Regions from separate parts of the Homo sapiens genome. Here region 2 is linked to region 1. A link is an interaction called in ENCODE POLR2A ChIA-PET data of the cell type or tissue named here. Cell type or tissue: OCI-LY7. All regions are shown on one strand. Links, peaks and the distances in the headings refer to the core of each region. The heading gives the core; the rest is flanking DNA.

The links. ChIA-PET counts read pairs that join two places held together with the same protein. Peaks named below come from ENCODE experiments on the same cell type or tissue, not always from the same donor. Only the 100,000 strongest peaks of a DNase experiment are listed, where the experiment ranks them.
Region 2: POLR2A ChIA-PET joins it to region 1 with 6 read pairs; 3 of 35 experiments call an interaction of 5 or more read pairs at or near these places.

The regions. Positions count from the first base shown.
Region 1 is chr6:6,467,257-6,484,706 of GRCh38, reverse strand. All of the region lies in intron 3 of LY86-AS1 (LY86 antisense RNA 1), which reads left to right. Among named protein-coding and RNA genes, the nearest start is that of LY86, 110 kb to the left of the region's middle. In OCI-LY7, for the core only: no CTCF peak of the experiment used is centred there; a DNase peak (open chromatin) is centred at 10,356; H3K27ac peaks cover 867 bases.
Region 2 is chr6:6,611,592-6,614,091 of GRCh38, reverse strand. All of the region lies in intron 1 of LY86 (lymphocyte antigen 86), which reads right to left. The region is part of intron 1 of LY86-AS1 (LY86 antisense RNA 1); the gene reads left to right. Among named protein-coding and RNA genes, the nearest start is that of LY86-AS1, 10 kb to the left of the region's middle. In OCI-LY7, for the core only: no CTCF peak of the experiment used is centred there; no DNase peak of the experiment used is centred there.

The sequences.
Region 1 (17,450 bases), core at 9,277-11,776:
GGGTATTTGTTAGTGTCTCAGTTATGGTGTTAACTTTTTATTTACTTACTGGCCCTTTAGATAACTTGTTTGTGAAATGCAGTTTCAAGTCTTTTACTTACTTTTTTAACCTAGATTGTCTTTTTCTCATGGATTTGTAGGAGTTTTATAATATATTCTAGTTTACAAGTCTTTTGTTAGATATATGTACTGCAAATATCTTGTCCCAGCTTGGGGCTTGCCTTGTCACTCTTTTAATGATGTATTATGAAACTCACTTTTTCTTTCCTTCTTTCCTTTCTTTTTTTCTTTCCTTCCTCCCTCCCTTTCTTCTTTTTGAAACATTTAACTGAAAAATAAAAATTGTATATGTTCAAGGTATACAATGTGATTTCATATATGTATACATTGTATAATTATCGAAATCAAAATAACACATCCTCTGTCACCCATAATTACTGTATGTGTGTGTGTGTGTGTGTGTGTGTGTGTGTGTGTGTGGTGGGGTGAGGACACATAAAATATGCTCTTTTATCAAATTTCAAGTAAATAATACAATATTTTTAGTTATAGTCAACCTGCTATACATTAGGTCCCCAGAATGTATTGATCTTATAACTGAAGGTTTGTACACTTTGACCAACATCTCCCATTTCTCTAATCCCCAGCCCTTGGAAACTAGGAGCTCTCTTTGTTTCTCTGAGTTAGACTTTTTATAATTCCATGTATAAGTGAGATCATACAGTATTTGTCTTTCTGTGTCTAGTTTCACCCAGCATGATGTTCTCCGTGCTTATCCATGTTGTCACAGATGGCAGGATTTCTTTCTCTTTATGGCTGAATCATCTCTGTGTGTGTTGGGGGGGAGTGTGTGTGGGGGTGGGGGGAGGGATGGGTGTGTGTATGTGTGTATCACATTTTCTTTTATCCATACATTCATTGATGGACACGTACATTGTTTCTGTATCTTGTCTATTGTAAATAATGCTGGGATAAACATGAGAGTGCAGACATTTCTTTGACGCACTAATTTATTTTCTTTGGATATATGTTCAGAAGTGGGATGGCTGGATCATATGGCACTTCTATTTATTAATTTTTTGTGGAATCTCCATTATGTTTTCCATAATGGCTGTACCAATTTTAATTCCAACCAATAGTGTACAGGATTTTCTTTTCTCTATACCCTGGCCAACACTTACCATCTCTTATCTTTTTGATAGTTACCATCTTAACAGATGTAAAGAGATATGTCATTGTAGTTTAATTTGCAGTTTTCTGAGGATTAGTGATCTTAACCACCTTTTCATATACCTGTTTACCATTTGTATGTCTTCTTTAGAAAAATGTCTATTCAGCTTCTTTGCCCATTTTATAATTGTGTTGTTTCTTTTTTCTTTTTTTTTTTTTTACTTTCAATGTGAGTTTTAAAAATATATTTTGGATATTAACCCTTTATCAGATATATGGCTTGCAAATATTTTCTCCCACCCTGTAGGTTGCCTTTTCATTTTGTTGATTGTTTCCTTTGCGGTGCGGCAGCTTGTTATTTTGATGCAGTCCCACTTGTTTATTTTGTTTTTTGTTGCCTGTGCTTTTGGCGTCATGTTAAAAAATCATTGCCAAGACCAATGTCAGGGAACTTTTTCTTTTCACTTTCTTCTAGGAGTTTTATAGTTTTAGATCTTATATTTAAGTCTTAAATCTATTTTGAGTTCATTTTTGTATACTGTAAAAAGCAAGGGCCCAGTATTACTCTATTTTGTGTAGATATCCAGTTTCCTCAACCTCATTTACTGAAAAAACTGTCCTTTCCTCATTGTGTATTCTTGGTGCTCTGGTCAAAGATTAGTTGACCATATATGCCTGGGTTTATTTATGGGCTCTCTATTCTATTCCACTGGTATGTCTGTTTTTACACCAATATCATGCAGTTTTGATTACTATAGCTTTGTCAAATAGTTTGCGATTAGGGAATGAACACAGTCTAACTTATTGGCATGCAGTCCTAACACTTCCGTCACACAGTCCCAGCCTCCCTGACTTTTAAAAACCCCATCTTGGTGTTGGGGGCTTCCTTAGCCTTCTTTACATGAGTATTTCCCTCTATTAAGAGGAAAAATGGATAAATCTTTGTTTTGGATCCCATAAATGCAAATTGCTTATAACGTTGAACAACGTTCAATCCTTTATTTTGGATTTCTGTTTCCTTAGCCTGTACTCAAGACCTGGGTGACAACTTTAACCACATGGAGCCACGCCCACCCTTTTCAGCACTGGACTGAGCTGTCTGCAGCCCCACCCACCCCAAATGTAATCTCTCTCTTCCCCACTGGCTTCCCACTGGGTCCCCACCAGCATCTACTCTTCCCTTGCTGGTTTTTTAACTTTGCTGTGACCACCGCTGCTTCTCTTGGCAGAGACCCCCTCAAACGCTCCCAGTGCTGTTGTAGAAGTTGGAAGACATTTTCCCATCTCATGATTACAACCAGCTAGGCATGGTTCAGGCTTTCAGTGACCAATACTCTTCTGGAGGCTTCCTAATAGGTAGCCAGTCCTATTCTTTGAGGTTTGAGTCTCCCTTGCCAAGCAACTTGGAATGTATTTTCCCAAGACCAGACTGCAAGACATCTGAGTTCACTTGGGTCATCCTAAGGAAAATATTTCAGTCTAGAAAGATGATTGTGGTAGCCTTTGAATACTTTCCTAAAGTGATATCACTCTGAGAGCCTCCTACTCATCCCTGTCACCATGTCCGATGGCTTCCTTGTTTTCTGTCACTATGCTGTCTCCAACATTGCTGTGGGGTGCAATTCAGCCCAGGCAGAAAAGATGAGTTACAAAAGCACCAAACAAAATCAGTTACTGGTATCCCATACTTCCATATGACTGAAGCCCTTCTTCTTGGCCACTTGTCCTAGAGGGCACCTGTAAACAAAGAGCCCAGACATAACTCTTCTCATTGAATGTCTTTCTTTAGCACATTCATGAGGAAATAAACTCCCAAGCCCTTTTCTTCTCTTCTCTTTCATTTGTACGAGTGGAATTGTGATAAAGCATTGTCTTCTGAAAGACTAATTTTCTAATACCAAGTGGAGTGTTGCCCAATGTGCCCTGGTGCTGGTAGTCTCAGAGAGCCCTGTGCTGAGGGCTCATTGCTTTGCTCATTCTCTCGGTAATCAAACTGGTGTGTCAGATGTGACAAGAGCATCCGACATGGAAGAAAGGACAGTAATTGCTTTGCTGAAGGAAAAAAAAAATGGACTTGTCTTTTGTGGATTGCTTGGACTCCTGGAAGCTGTGAAACTGCACCTTCCAGTTCATTTCCCTGGATAATTGATGTTTTCTTCCTTTGAAATAAAGATAAAAATTCTTTATTTTGTTTTCCACTGTGGGAAGATGGGATTCCACCCACAGCACACTTCTTCATCACAGAAGTTAATAGTCATGATTAAGTCTGGGAAATATCCCAATCAAACGTCACATGCCACCAAACAGCAGGAGCTGAAGGCTTTTGGTTACTTTGTTGGCTACTGCTGGCTCTGAATCTCCCTTATGAGCTGATGTGTATCTTGTCAGCAGATTTGGACATTGAGACTTTTCAAAATCCCCTTAAAATAGATGTTTCTAAAACCCAGGAGACTTTTCCATCTGTCTCCTTTGCAGAATTCATGTTGGGGTGGAGGAAATCATGCAGCCTTTTAGAGTCTGAGAATCACCTTGTGAATATTCTCTGTTTAATAACACATAGACTTGACTTTCCCAGTGAATTTATTACCTACTGTTCATTTTTTAAGAAAAATATAATCTTTGGGTTTCTGCTTCATTTGAACTGAAATCATAAAGATGTTACTCTGCACGTATTATATTTCGTAAGAGAATCATTGCTCGAGTAAGACTTCAAAAAATTTCAGAAAATATTTTAACTAATTGAAAATGGAATTTCATTTTGGTTTGGGGCTCAGAGTTTATAAATTTGGAGTGGGTTCTAAAATTAGCCATGAGCTACTCCCAAGCTGGTTTGAGTGGGAAAAATAAATAAATCAAAGAAAAGAAAATGCTGAGATAGCCTCTTGGTTCTCTTCAGAGCTTTCAGAGTATCCTGGTAACTTTCTAGGCCATCAGTGGTCAAAGGCAATTGGTCCCTGTAGTTTCATATGGAACATTTCCTTCCAGAATATACTTTCTTTATAATACTGCAAGACACACTGTCATCATTGGCTTGAGAAGACAGCATACTTGAAAGAACTTTGGCTGAAGAATTAATTTCTTTACCCCTTCCCATAGAATCCTAAGTTTATAAACCCCTGTAGCCCAATTCAGATCTTTAGTTTTACCCACCATTACAATTTGAAAATATTTAGTTTAGTTTCTCTTCAATGAACTCCAAGATCTTGCCAATGTTGGTCTGTTTTAGTTCAATTTTAAGACATATGTAACTGGCGCAGCTAATTTAACCAGACAAATGAAGTGCTTTTCTTAGAATTGAACACACACTCTAACACACGCTCTAAAATCTGAAGATCTTCTCACTTCCATTCAAAGCACAAATAATCAGCCAAGCAAAACGATCCTCTTTAGCCAATTAAGAATCCAAACTCCTGTTATCCAGTAAGTGGAAAGCACACCCTGGGACAGAAGACTGGTGGCACTGTTCTCCGGGTGAGCAATAAAACATTTACCCCGAGTCACCAAGCTGAACTGTGCCTTTCACATCTTGCAAGTCTTGATTATATCGTTTCACTAGTCATGAGCTGCAGTTCCTGAAAATGCTGCCAAGGGGCCTGGCATTGTAGAAATTTGCCCTACCTCTTTGTGGACATGATAGATAGCCACGATCTAATTCTGCGTCACCAAGCTAGTCTGCAGCTAGGCTTTGCTATCTGCAGCCATCTGTCCTGTAGTTCTAGAAGCCCAAAGGGACTCAGGGAGTACTTCTACATGGAGTGGCTATAACTTTAGCCGTCCTGGAAAAATGGGTAGATTCAGACTCTGTGCACATGCAGGCAGTGTACTTTATTTCTCCTCTCAGGAGAAATAAAGGTTCCCAGGTCTCTGTGCTCTAGGAATGCTCTGAATTTTAGAGCACAGTTTAGTCATTTTCTCCTCTGGGATCTTTTTGCTTCCAACTTGTGTAAAAAGTAAAGTAGAGGTTCCTCTTCAAAGACTTTCCTCCCCATCTAATTAGGAAGAAATAGTAACTTCTCTTAGAAGCAAAATTTATTCAAAGACCTGTGCTAACATTCTTAAATATCTGCTAGCCATAATAAAGCAATCAATGTACTTTATGTTCTTAGCTCCCACAATTTAGCCTAAATATCTGCCCTGGTATGCTTATACTGGCCCAAGCAAGCATTAGGTCATAGCCCTTTTCTCTTCCTTATTTGAAGGTGTTTTTACCTTTCTCAGCATTCCACAAGTTACTTCCTCCTTCCTTTGTTCTCCTCTGCCTTTGCCTCTTTAAAAAAGTTCTAAGTTGCTAGCCATTCGGGACAAATACAGAATGTGAGGTCCCGTTCCAGCCAGTGGAAACCGGACACAGCAGTAGGGTGGACGCTTCAGTTTATAAATGACCCTGTCTCCTTTGTTCGTTGTACTCTCCTGGCAAAACTGCTGGTGAGTGTACCCTTTCTGCAGAAAGTATAAAAATGGCCTTGCTGAGGAAATTCAATCTATGTTCAAGTGCTATTTCTTTACAGCACCGGGGAACAAGCATTTCAAACACTCGGATTCAGTACAGCTCCCCAACCCCATCAACTAATGTGCATATTGTAATTGTTGGTTTATGTCTGCCTCTCTCAGTAGAATGTATTCTCAGTGTCTTGAGCTCCTGCTTCAGTGCTTCACACATAATTTTGCTGAATGAATTATTGTGAGCTGGACAGATGGCCATGCCATGAAGTGTGGGTCTCAGCAAACTTTTGCCTCATGAAATTAGCCCTTTCTTGACAGTGGGATGCCACGCTGCTTGTCCATGAAGGCTGGCTTATGTATATTCTCCACTGAGCCCTGAAACACTGATGCCCTTGAGCAGAAGCACAGAGAGTCCGTTCTGGAGAACGGCCACAGCCTGAAGTCCTAGGGACAGTCTAGTTAGCTCCTGCTCTTTGGTGGCTAACTTTGCACCATCAGTTCAAGGGCAGAGAAGCATCTTCCCCTGTGTGGCAATGGGGACCGAGTGGGCCCCTGTTCTCTGGGTCATTAGGAGAGTGTGAGTATGCATGTGACTAAGGACATTCCTTTTTCAGCTAGCCAGCCCTGGAAGTCAGAAGATGTGTCGATGAAAAGAGTTAAATTCTGTACAATATTTGAAGAGATTTATTCTGAGCCAAATACGAATGACTATGGTCTGTGACACAGCCCTCAGGAGGTCCTGAGAACATGTGCCCAAGGTAGTCAGAGTGCAGCTTGGTTTTATAGATTTTAGGGAGGCATGAGACATCAATCAAATACATTAAGGAATACATTGTTTTTTTTCCAGAAAGGCGGGACAGTTTGATATGGTGGGGGCTTCCAGGCTATAGGTAAATTTAAACATTTGCTGGTTGACAAATGGTCGAGTTTGTCTAAAGACCTGGGATTGATAGAAATGAAATTTTCAGGTTAAGATAAAAGACTTGGAGACCAAGGTGCCTTTGAAGCCTTATAGTGGCTGCCCTTAGAGACAATAGATGGCAAATGTTGCCTATTCAGATCTTTAAAAGGTGCTAGACTCTTAGGTCTAATCTCTTTAGGATTGGGAGGGCCTGGAAGAAAAAGATCTAGCTATATTAATAGAGATTCTTTACATATGCAAATTTTCCCCCACAGAGGATGGCTTGCGGGGCCATTTCAAGATATGGCAAAGAAATATGTTTTGGGGAAAATATTTTGGTTTCCTTCCTTGTCTCATAATGTTATACCAGAGTCAGGTTGGAAAATAAGTCATGATATATAGGGTTAAATAAAACCTATCTGATGAGAATTTATGGTTTGTAGAGCATGACACCCCAGACTCCTTAGATAGGAATTTGGGCAAGATAAAAGAAATCAGAGCTTAGTCCTCAGGGGGAAATATTTGTTTTGCACATGGTAATAAGTTTCAGAGTGGCCGTGCTAAGGCAATCTGACTCGTCCAAATTGTGACCCCTGTGTCCTAACTCAGAGCCACAAAACCATCCTGATTGCTAACAGACGCCATGTGGTTATAAACAGATAGAAGTCTTTCTATGTAAGGAAATGGGAAGTCGGGGGTTGTATTACAAAGGTTTGAATGTAGACAAAAACTTTTCTGATTCCCTGAACTGGAGGGCAGTTTGTCCTTTAAAGCAACTAGGTTCTCATTTCAGCCTTTGCTCAGAGGAAAAGTTACTTTTTTGGGTATTGATTTAGGTCAGTTTAATTTCTATTTGTTTGACCCACAGCTTAGATTTATTTTTCTTCTTTTGGGATTCCGTCATTTATAGCTGAAGAGGTAAAGCTTAATCTACAGCCTTGCAAAGTGAAGTCAATGATACCAAGTCTCAAGATTCCTAGTGGGATTGTCTCAGAAACCAAGAAGGAAGGGGCTTCAAACTTTTCCATTAGAAAGACATTTTCTATTGAAACCATTTATTTAATCTCTCTATGCCTCCACTTCTCCATTAATTTGTTTATGCTGTGCACTTATTTAGCTCAGCTGCCTATTTATTCAACAGATATTTGCATAGCATATATCAATGTCAAAACCAGAATTTAGCAGATTGAAAAACAAGACAAATCAATGGTCTCAGAATTTAATAACAAATGCTAGAGCTTCCAGAAGAGAGCATCTCCCATGGCCTGTCTTGGATTTTAGATCTCTGACGTAAAGGCCAGGGCTAGAATTGACTACCCCTCCCCTTATCCCCTCAGTCCTTCTGTAAGAATACTGCTTCTGCTTTACATTTTCCATATTCATAATTTCTTTTCTAATTACAAAAGTAATATGTTTATTATGGAAATTGAAAAATCCAAAAAGGTTTTAAAAAAGGAGAAAGAAAAAAATTATTCTAAAAGAGTTGCTGTGAGCATGTTAATGTAATTTCTCTCTTTTCTGTTGTTTAAAAATCTAGTCAAGAATATTTTACATAGACCACCTTATTTTCCAGTTTTCACCTAATGTTATAACATAAGCATTTCCTTTTGTTACTCTAAACTATCTATATTATTTTAATGGAGATACATTCTTCATTCTATAGGTATAACCTTATTCACTTAAGTAATCTTTTGTTTGAGAGTATCTTTTCCCTTAGTTTTGTAAGCTTTTTTCTTATAAACAATACTGCTATAGTGTTTTTGTGGATGGAAGCTTTATACAATTCAGATTTTTTTTTTTCGAAGGAAAACTCCCCAGAGTATAATTACTGGATAAAACATGAATGGATGTTTTCAAGACTATTGACATGGATTGTCAAATTACTTTCCAAAAGGGTTTTGCCATCTGCATTTCTTCTCCTGTGTCAGGATGTCTAGTTTAGCTGTGTCCATCGTTAAGGAGGTAGGATGCATAGTTAAGAACCTAGGCTCAGAACCGGATTGCTCAACTGAAGTGCTTGGTCTGCCACTTACTCTGTGATCTCGGACACTTTACTTAATCTCTCTATGTCTCTGTTCTCCCTTTGAAGAATGAAGACAAAAATAGTACTTCCTCATAGTGAGAATAAAATGAATTAATATATGCGAAGAGATTAGAATTTGCCTGGCATGTGGTATGTGCTATTTTAATATTAGCTATTATTACCCCATCTACTATCATGGATAAGACTTAGGCAAAAGATAACCGATGAAAATCTAACAGTGTCCTACATCAGGGTGTGGTGACTTGAGTAGTGTCCCCCAAATTTCATGTCTACTCTGAAACCTCAGAATGTGACCTTAGTGGAAATAGAGACTTTGCATATGTCATCAAATGAAGAGGCAGTCATACTGGGTCAGGGTGGACCCGAATCCAATGGCTGGTATCCCTACAGGAAGAGGAGGGAACACACAGAGACAGAGGAGAAGGCCCTATGAAGATGGAGGCAGAGACTGCAGTTATGTTTCCACAGCCTGAGGAACGCCTGTGGCCACCAGCAGCTGGAGGAGGCAAGGAAGGATTCTTAGAGCCTTCAGTGGAAGTATGTATGGGCCCACTGCACCTTGATTTCTGACCTCTAGTCTCCAGGCCTGTAAGAGAATAAATTTCTGTTGTTTAAAGGCATCACATTTGCATAATTTGTTATGGCAGTCCTAGAACAGTGATACACAGGGTAGATCCAAAGGTGCCATCAATAGGGAATATACACAGTTATTTACATGAAATTGGCATATCATCGCTGTGAAAGGAAAATAATTGGGGACCCCAAATCACTAAGCCAAAGGGAAAAGTCAAGCTGGGAACTGGCAAACCTGCCTCCCATTCTATTCCTACGTAAGGTTGCTACAAAAATAAAAAAAGCTACACACCTCTCTCACAATTTGCCCACAAGGAAATTCCTTGTGGACTAAAGGACAAAAGACAGAACTCAAAGTCATTCCCTTGCTCACATGAGACAAATGCACACAATTAAAGAATGCCACTGTTTGTTTCTTTTCTACCTGTGACCTGAAGCCCCCTCCCCACTTTGAGTTGTCCTGACTTTCCAGACCAAACTAATGTACATCTTACATATATTGATTGATGTCTCATGTCTCCCTAAAATGTATCAAATCAAGCTTTGTGCCGACCACTTTGCCTACGTGTCCTCAGGACGTCCTGAGGCTATGCCACGGGCGTGTCCTTAATCTTGTCAAAATAAACTTTCTAAGTTGACTGAGACCTGTTTCAGATATTTTGGGTTCACATAGCCAAGCAGAATTGACATCATTTGAGGTCACTAGGGATTCTAAACAGAGTTGCAGGCCAGCGTCTCAGGGTGATCTTCCTCGGTGACATCAGCGAGCTGACTGACCCAGGCCACCTGTTGTTCTGTGCGCCTCATCCACCCCCTCTGCTGGCCCTGGCCAGGTTCCCAAGAGCTTCTGGATGGATCTTTGTTCTAATTGGCCATTGATAACATGGGCTCATTTCCGCATCCCCTCTGTGCTAGACTGTAATGATGATTGATGCAGGTAGCAAATGGCCTAGAGTCGCCCTCACAGCCTTATTATTGCAGATACAATTACCACCAGGCTGAGCTTGCTGCTATAGTAGCTGATAATGGACTCTAATTTGCCAGTGGGGCTTGTGTTCCTTTGTTCCCAGACAGAGATCCATTTCTAAACTAGAGAGTAATTCATAAATATTTTTCTCTCCCGTCATGAGGGAAGGCCAGATTTAATTGCACAATGAAAGGCAATTCTACCCAGAAGCCACGGCAGGAGGCTGTGCTCTGCTAGGGCACGGCTCACTGATCCAGGCTGTTCATTTTGCAGAAAAGCCCTCTGAGGCCCACAGAGGTAATGTGACTTGTCCAAGGTCACACAGTGAATTAGCTAGATCTGTATGCTCTGCCACTGCCTCTCTCGCTCCTTGCGCTGGAGAGTAAAGTAGCAAAGGACCAGGTGTTTGCTCTAAGCAGCCCTTTGGACTTGAGCCACTTTGACCTCTGCTTATTTGTAATAATGATAGGAATTATTTTTCTTTAAAATAGTATACTTGTTGTTTCTATTTTGTAATAGTCAGAAGCTCATAGATGAGAATTTGGAAAATATAGAAAAATTTAAGAAAAACCATGAAGAGATGACTTCAAGTTAGCATGTTTCATTCACTTACAATTATTTTATGTATATGTAAACATTTTTAATTTTTATTTTGGATAAAATTGAGGTTATATATACAGTTTTATATTCTGTGTTTTTCCATTTATTGCAGTTTAGTTATTTTCTCACATCAAGTGCCATGCTGTATCTTCAAAAATATGTTTGTATAATATTATACAGATGATGAAGTTATTTAAACATTTTTGCTATTGTCATTTAAGTGGTTTTGTAATTTTGCAATTATAAATAACGCTGTTGTGTTATTTATGCATACATATTTATGATTGTCTCTGATTATTTCTTTATAATAAATACAAGTAGAAGTTGGGGTCAAAAGCCGGGCGCGGTGGCTCACGCCTGTAATCCCAGCACTTTGGGAGGCCAAGGTGGGTGGATCACGAGGTCAGGAGATCGAGATCATCCTGGCTAACATGGTGAAACCCCGTCTCTACTAAATATATAAAAATATTAGCTGGGTGTGGTGGCGGGTGCCTGTAGTCCCAGCTACTCAGGAGGCTGAGGCAGGAGAAGGGCATGAACCCAGGAGGCAGAGGTTGCAGTGAGCCGAGATCACGCCACTGTGCTCCAGCCTGGGTGACAGAGTGAGACTCCATCTCAAAAAAAAAAAAAAAAAGAAGTTGGGGTTAAAGAGTGTGAATTTTCAAAGAGTCCTAAATAATACATATTGCTAAGTTACATGGCTTCATATCAGAGCAAAAATTGAATGTTGGACTTACAATCAGAAAAACTGGGCTTGAATCTCAAGTTTACACTTATTAGCTGTATGACCACAAGCAAATTCCTTTCTTTCCTTGACCTGATGTGTAAAAGAAGAACAATAACTACCTTATCAGGTTATTATGAAAATATCAGGTTGGTGCAGAAGTAATTGAAAAGTAATTGCGGTTTTTGCCATTGAAATTAATGGCAAAAACCACAATTACTTTTGCACCAATCTAATAAAAGGAAATAAATATTAAAATGCTTACACAATGACTAACACTTAGCAGACACTCAACAAATATTTATTGGTTTTGTTTTGAGCTTTTGCCATCAGTGAAAAAGAAGCCAAGCACTGGAATCTTCTAGGAAAAGGTCAGGGATTTTCATTTTCCAAACAAGTGACTGTTGGTGTGAGGAGGATACAGTAAGATTCTTCTGTCTGCCAGCATGTAGGTCAGTTCAATGGGATACCCAGGTAAAAGCTATTCTCAGTTGCTAATGTAATAATGAAAACAAATGCCAGGATTATAACAGCTCAAAGGACAGTCTCATCTGGCATTTTGATGAGGCCAATCTCTTCCTATGGAGACGATTGGGAAGTCAAACTGCCTTCAGAAAGTTAGGATTTACCTAATGCAATGGGCAAATGCAGTCAAGTTTGATGTGGCCATAAGCTCTTCTTGGAGGAGGAAGAGGAGAGAATGGTTGTATATGAGACCAAGAAAATGAAGCTCTAACTGTGCATCCTTCCCTGAATTCTCGGGTTCCCAAAAGCAAACAAGGAAGTGGGGCAGAGAAAACCTGGAGGAAGTAAGCTAAAACCAATCAAACGTGGGCCTTGAATCAGCAGGACTTGGGTGCAAATCCAATCTCTGACCCTCCCTAGCTATGTGACTTTGGGCAAGCCACTAGACCTTGACCTCCCCTGGTTAGTTTCCTGCTCTGTTAAAGGATGCTGATGCAGGCTACTCAGCAAGGTTTTTAATTAGGCTAAAAGGAAGTGAGTATGAGACAGAAAGTGGCCAATACATGGTAAGCAGTATTACTATTATTTATGTAACATTGGTTAATCCTTTTTATTTTATTATTTTTATTTTTTAAGATGAAGTCTCACTGTGATGCTCAAGCTGGAGTGCAGTGGTGCGACCTCAGCTCTCTGCAACCTCCAGCTCCTGGGTCCAAGCGATTCTCCTGCCTCAGGCTCCTGAGGAACTGGGACTACAGGCACGCACCACCATGTCTGGCTAATTTTGTATTTTTAGTAGAGATGGGGTTTCACTATGTTGGCCAGGCTGGTCTTGAACTCCTGACCTTGTGATCTACCCACCTCGGCCTCCCAAAGTGCTGGGATTACAGGCATGAGCCACTGCGCCTGGACAACACTGGTTAATCTACTACCTTATTTTCATATTTTCATAATAAAATGGGAACAATAAAAATAATTTTTCCATGTCTCGATGTTATGGAGATTGTTGACAAAATGATGTGAGAGTATCACGTCATCTGTGCAGTGCTACAAACAAGTTGAGATTGGAAGGGAAGGGGCTCACCCCTGAGCATAGGGTAACAAAGGGTAGCAGCTGCTAGAGGGTCTGGGACCTGGGGCTTCCTCTTGTGACTCCCGCATTGCCTTAGGTCTGCAGGTTGCTCACCACTTCCTTAGGCATTGCCCTCCAGTCATTGCTTACTGAGTGCCAAGATTATTCAGATGTTTAGTGTGACAAAATCATGCATGTCAGGATTTAAGCACATCCTACAGAGACAGTTTGGGATAATCAACACTTGTTTCCCAACAAGGCCTGTGGCTCCTGTGGTCTACTTCCAAGGCGAAGGCCTAATCATAGCAGTCAGGGAGCTATGTGGAGAAGGACGAGTGGGTGGTGCTTCCACCAACAGGCTCTGAACCTCCAACACCAGAATGGCCTCCTTCTGGCATTTTGCTGGTTACAGATCCATCTGAGAGGGTCTAAAATGTCAGGCCTACTCCCACCCACCTGACACAATGCATCCCTTCTCTCAAAAGTTCACTCTCTGCAGTCATCATCAGGTATGTATCAGATTGTGGCCAGGGCAGGTAATCTTTGTGAAGCCAAATGCCATTGGTGACATGATTTTGAGCCACTTAAATTCAATACAATGAAAGATTTTCATGAAACTGTGGCGTTAGGCAGGATTCCCGACAGAAAGGTCAGTACTCTTAAAGTCTTTTTGTGCCTTTGACTTACATTTAAGTTCTATATAATAATCAAACCTAACCCAAATGCATTATTATTTGTAGTAGAAATTAGGAATCCTGCATGCATTTTAGACTTTTCATCCTGTGACCCACAATTTCAAAAGATGCCAACAAAAGATGATTTCACCAAAGTTATTGTTGATTTGGGAGAACACAAGGGGAGGTGTAAATGATATTTCACAAGCTCTTCTTTGATGACTCTATTGGTTACAGAGAGAGATGTGAGTGGATAGACCCATCATTCAGTAAATATTTAATGAGAGCCTGCCATATGGGTACTGCTTGCTGGTGGCCAGAGCCCCCTGGGAGTGGGAATAGAGAGGAGGGAATGCATGACAATGAGTGGTTATGAGAAATTAGATCTGAAGGCTTGGCCCCCAAGGAATGAGGAAGAAGAAGCCTTAGGTTACTTCTAGGTTTTAGCTTGAGCGACTGACTAGGCAACTAGAGGTGATGCCCCCAGGAGAAGAAAATGCAGAAAGAAGAGTGGCTTTGCAGGGGTGATTGAAGGGGCCTGTAAGGAATCATCCAGTCTTGATGACTGAGTCCTTTCCCCCGGGAGGCAAGGCATGGAGACAGGTGCATCCACAATAGTGTACATTTTCTCCAAAATTATAGAGAAGGAAACTAGTCGTCAGAAAAGAGACATTATGTACTTCAGCAATGCCAGGGATCAAATATGAGAAAAGACCTCTCATTGACTCATCCATCTGAGTGACAAAATAGAGAACAGAAACCAGGGTATGGAGTATGTATCAGTTAGCTATGGCTGCATAGCAAATCACCCTAAAACTCAGTGAGTTAGAACATCAGCCATTTCTTCTCATGAATCCATGGGTCAGCTGATCCATGATTTCCACTCATGAGAACTGGTCTTGGCTGATCTTGGCTGATCTTGGCTGGACTTGTTGCATGTGTGATTAGCAGGCTGGTTGTTTGGAGCTAGCTGTTCTGGGATGGCTTCAGCTGGGATAACTCAGCTCTGATCACTGTTATCTCCCGTCCTCCAGAAGCTTGTTCTCACAACAGATTTGGGGTTGCAAGAGGGAGCAGAGGCGTGCAAGACCTCTTGAGGCTTGGGCTTGCACCTGGTATGCTGTCATTTCTGCTGCAGAGTAAGTCACAAAGGCCGGCCCAGATTCAAGGGGTAGGGGAGTAAACTCCACCCCTTGATGGGAGGAGCTACAGAGCTACATTACAACAATGTGAATACAGGGAAAGACAGAGAATTGGGACCATTTTTTGGAAACAATCAACCTCCTATGAGGTCCTGAGACCAGGAAAGCTGAGGAGAGCAGAGGCTGAGCAGATGGAATATTGGCACTCAGACTGGCCTTGTGCAAGGTTCAGTGCAGTATGAGGGGCATGAACCAGGTTCATTTAAAGGGAATGGAACCCATTGGCCACCTAGGTGGAAGTGACACAATGTGGAGGTTAAGCTGGCATGATGTTAGAACAAACTCCTGTCTCCTTTTGCCCTCCAAACACTTGTGGGGACACATTGATTTAGTCAAAATGAGTCTCATTCAAAGCCAGGCAACACCTCAGTGTTGTGATTCTGTGAACAAGTTTTGAGCCTTTTCTTGCAAGAGTTTGTGAGTACAGAATAAGAGGGTGATCGGCCATTGCAACAGAGCCTGGAGGTAAAGCCTCACCTCTATCCCTGTTTTGGCAGGAAGCTCATGTTTCTTATGTGGAGCCAATCGAAGCATCATATGCTGTTTGGCATCTGCACACTGACCGGCTGAACGTGAATCAGCAATGTTGTGCAACTTTCAGAAAAACCAAGGAGTGTCCAGGGGAGAACTAACAGGAACGAAGAATTTAGCAGCCCAAGAGAGATTCTCGTGATTTCCAAATTAGCCAAAACTCACCAGAATGTTCAATTGCCCTCTGGCCATCACGTAACCATGTCGTAAGAAGTATACAGGGCCCAGGAAATGAAGGTGGGGATGCAGTCAGAGGAAAAAAGGCTCACAAGGAAAAAGCCAAGGATTTGAACAACTAGACTAAAAGAAGAAAGCACTGAAGAGAGACTAACATGATTTTTGGTATAAAAACGGCATTCATGGTGATAAAACAGGCCCCATCTCCATTGAGGAAAATAAGAGGAGGTGAGGAAGATGAAGCCACAGCACAGAATATTAAGGTTAGATTTAAAGGAAGAACTGTGACTGTTCTTAGGTGTTACAGAATTAGCTCTTTAGGAGAAGGAAATAGGTTGAGTACTTGAATAAGTGCAGTATGTCCATATTGATGCTTGATATGAAGGTTACCTGCAGAGCTACTGCATAAATGACTGTGAAACTTCCTTCATGAGGGTCTTTAAAATGAGATAACTGCTCTGAGGTAAGAGACTGAGGGTAAGATTAACTACCTGCTTGCATTAGTTTCGAGTCCTTAAAAATTGAATATCCACACGTGTTTGTGGGCCCCTGTGGTTTTTTAAACTGTTGTGTTTCATGTCTTTGCTAATCATTTCTAGTTTTAATAGTAAGGATTTCCTCTGTCTTGAATGCCAGGAAACAAGTTATTTCCATCCTGGTATTCATTGGATATTTGTAAGATCTTTATTCTTTTGAGGGGTCAGGCAGAGGATGGGCACCCAAGCGTGAACCTGAGAACTTTGCACGTGGGTTTTTCTGGAGCTCCTCACTGTAACGTGGCATTGTCCCCAAGGCCAGCTCCTCTTCCATGTGATTTTGCTACTCACACATGCAGCAATTACCATGTGGCATTAGCTGACCTTGCCGGGCACAGTGTTATTATTGTCATTATTTTTTCTTTTTTGAGACAGAGTCTTGCTCTGTCGCCCAGGCTGGAGTGCAGTGGCGCGATCTCGGCTCACTGCAAGCTCTGCCTCCCGGGTTCACGCCATTCTTCTGCCTCAGCCTCCCGAGTAGCCGGGGCTACAGGTGCCGGCCACCACACCACACTAATTTTTTGTATTTTTAGTAGAGACGGGGTTTCACCGTGTTTGCCAGGATGGTCTCCATCTCCTGACCTCGTGATCTGCCCTCCTCGGCCTCCCAAAGTGCTGGGATTACAGGCGTGAGCCACCGCGCCCTGCCCGGGCGCAGTGTTATTTGGGGCTGTTGACCTGAAGTAGGTCTGACTGAGATGCTTTGAGTTACAAGCACTGGAAGCAAATTCTGACGTAAGCAGGAAAGATGGTTCCATTTACTCATTTATAAAACAGACTGGGGTCCATGCTTGATAGAGAGAGGGGGAGAAACTTGCAGGCCAGTGAGAAAACTGGGAAAGGGTGGTGCTCCCACAGTTAACAACAAGCACATGGGTGTCAAGTACGAGACTACAGACAAGTGATAGGCAGTGTGAGGCTGGGGATGAATCAGCTCAATAGAGGCAAAGGCAATCAAATGTCAACTACCACCCTGTGAGCCGCGTGGGCAAAGGAGTCCTGATATTAAGGAGGCTAGGAACAAGCTGCTTGGTGTTTTAAGGTGAGGCGGAGAAACGCAGGTGCCTGTGGGCAGGGCCTGGATGACGACATTGCTTGGGTGTCTGAAGTGGGTGATTCATCAGGGAGCCACAGCTGTTTACAGCTGACCCATGTGTTAAATATTCATCGCCCAGAGAAGGGAAATGTGTTCCAGTGCCCCCAAGCAAAGCTGAGGCTTTTCTGTTTGATTAGAAGATAAGTAAAAAAATAAGATGACACATTTTCTCTTTCTCCTAAGTTCCCAGGGACTTTCAGTAAGTTGAGGTTACTTGCAGGGTTTGAATAAGGAAAAAAAAAATCTGTTTATTTGACATCACCTTTTTCAAAGTG
Region 2 (2,500 bases), core at 1-2,500, 140 kb before region 1:
TGGAAAGGCTGCCTGTGTTCCTGAACACGGGAACCAATACAGGCTGTAAATAACAACTTATTCTTTTAGGGAATGTAAGTAGAAGGTTCTAAGGAATAAACTGTATGAAAAATATCTCCATCAGAATTTGAGAATGAGCTAAAAACGTCCCTTCACGATTTCTGAATTCCCCACTCTAGCAACACCTTGCTTCGCTCTTTACACTGCACTGTGGGAGCTGGTTAAGTGTTCGAGGAGTGACTGAAGGAAGGCGGATAAACCATCAGGCAGGGAAAGTAAGGGGCCCTATTGAGAGGTGACAGCATGCTGGCAGCCCTCGCTCGCTCTTGGGGCCTCCTCGGCCTTGGCGCCCACTCTGGCCGCGCTTGAGGAGCCCTTCAGCCCGCCGCTGCACTGTGGGAACCCCTTTCTGGGCTGGCCAAGGCCGGAGCCGGCTCCCTCAGCTTGCGGGGAGATATGAAGGGGGAAGCGCAGGCGGGAACCCGGGCGGCGCGCGGCGCTTGCGGGCCAGAGCGAGTTCCCGGTGGGCGTGGGATCGGCGGGCCCCGCACTCGGAGCGGCCGGCCTGACAGCAAGCCCCGGGCAGTGAGGAGCTTAGCACCTGGGCCAGCAGCTGCTGTGCTCGATTTCTCACCGGGCCTTGGCTGCCTCCCGGCGCGGCAGGGCTCAGGACCTGCAGCCCACCATGCCTGAAGTCTCCTCCCGCTCCCCACTCCCCCGCTGTGAGCTTATGAGCAGGCCAAGCCTCCCCGACGAGCAGCGCCACCCTGCTCCATAGCGCTCCGTCCCCTAGACTGCACAAGGGCTGAGGAGTGCGGGCGCACGGCGCGGGATTGGCAGGCAGCTCCACCTGCGGCCCTAGTGCCGGATCCACTGGGTGAAGCCAGCTGGGCTCCTGAGTCTGGTGGGAACTTGGAGAATCTTTATGTCTAGCTAAGGGATTGTAAACACACCAATCAGCCCCCTGTGTCTAGCTCAGGGTTTGTGAATGCACCAATCCACACTCTGTATCTGGCTACTCTGGTGGGGACTTGGAGAAGCTTTATGTCTAGCCAAGGGATTGTAAATACACCAATCAGCACTCTGTATCTAGCTCAAGGATTGTTAACACACCAATCAGCACCCTGTGTCTAGCTCAGAGTTTGTGAATGCACCAATTGGCACTCTGTATCTAGTTAAGCTGGTGAGGACTTGGAGAACCTTTATGTCTAGCTAAGGGAATGTAAATACACCAATCAGCACTCTGTATCTAGCTCAAGGTTTGTAAACACACCAATCAGCACTCTGTGTCTAGCTCAGGGTTTGTAAATACACCAATCAACACTCTGTATCTAGCTAATCTAGTGGGGAACTGGAGAACTTTTGCATCTAGCTCAGGGATTGTAAACGCGACCAATCAGCACCCTGTCAAAACGGACCAATCAGCTCTCTGTAAGACAGACCAATTGGCTCTCTGTAAAATGGACCAATCAGCAGGATGTGGGAGGGGCCAGATAAGAGAATAAAGTCAGGCTGCAGGCTCCACTAGTGACAACTGGTTGTTTCGTTGCTTTTGTGTGGTTGGTTTGTTCTTTTGCTTTTTGCAGTAAGTGTTTTTGTTGTTTACACTTTGGGTCTGCATTGCTTTTATGAAGTGTAACACTCCCCATGAAGGTTTGCGGTTTCTTTTATGAGGCCAGTGAGACTAGGTACCCACTGGGGGAAAATAAATGATTAACACTCCAAATGTATCACCTTAAGAAGTGTAATGCTTACTGCGAGGGTCTGCAGTTTCACGCCTGAAGTTAGCAAGGCCACTAACCCACGAGAAAGAAACTCAGAACACATCTGAACATCAGAAGGAATAAACTCTGGACACGCCCTCTTGAAGAACTTAACTGTGAGGGTCTGTGGCTTCGTTCTTGAAGTCAGTGAGACCAAGAACCCCCAAATTGTGGACACATCTATCAATCTTAGGAGTTGTTGAGCTGATTTTTGGAAATAATCAGCTTGCTTTTGGATCTTCTCAAATCTTGCTAATACATTGGCTTTTTAACATCTTCAATTTGCTCTCTCCTAATACAAGAGACCACAAAGATTATTTTCATAGTGTTCAGTACTCAGTTAAGGGGGTAGATATCCTTTCAAGTAGATTGCTTGGGACACGTGCTGGAAGTTAAGAGCAGCTGGCAGAACACAGCAGCAGTCTGATTTTTTTCTTATTTTTGGTAGGTGCAGAAAAAATGGAAGGAGAGATGCTAGATTGACAGGAGAGACAAAAGCCCTGCTATTTTATCGGTCCGATTGTTAAAGCTTTTTGAGCCCGTACTGTTTGATAGGCACTGTGCTAGATGTGGGATACAAAGGTGATTTAGTCTTAAGCATAGCCCCTGACTTTCAGGAGAAAGGGGGGACAAACACGACCGGCGCGCAGCGTAGCCACAAGGTGCGGTGAGAGAACAGGGAGGCACCAGTGTGGGTGACAGGAACTGCCACACGGTGGACAGGTAGCAGCGCTTTG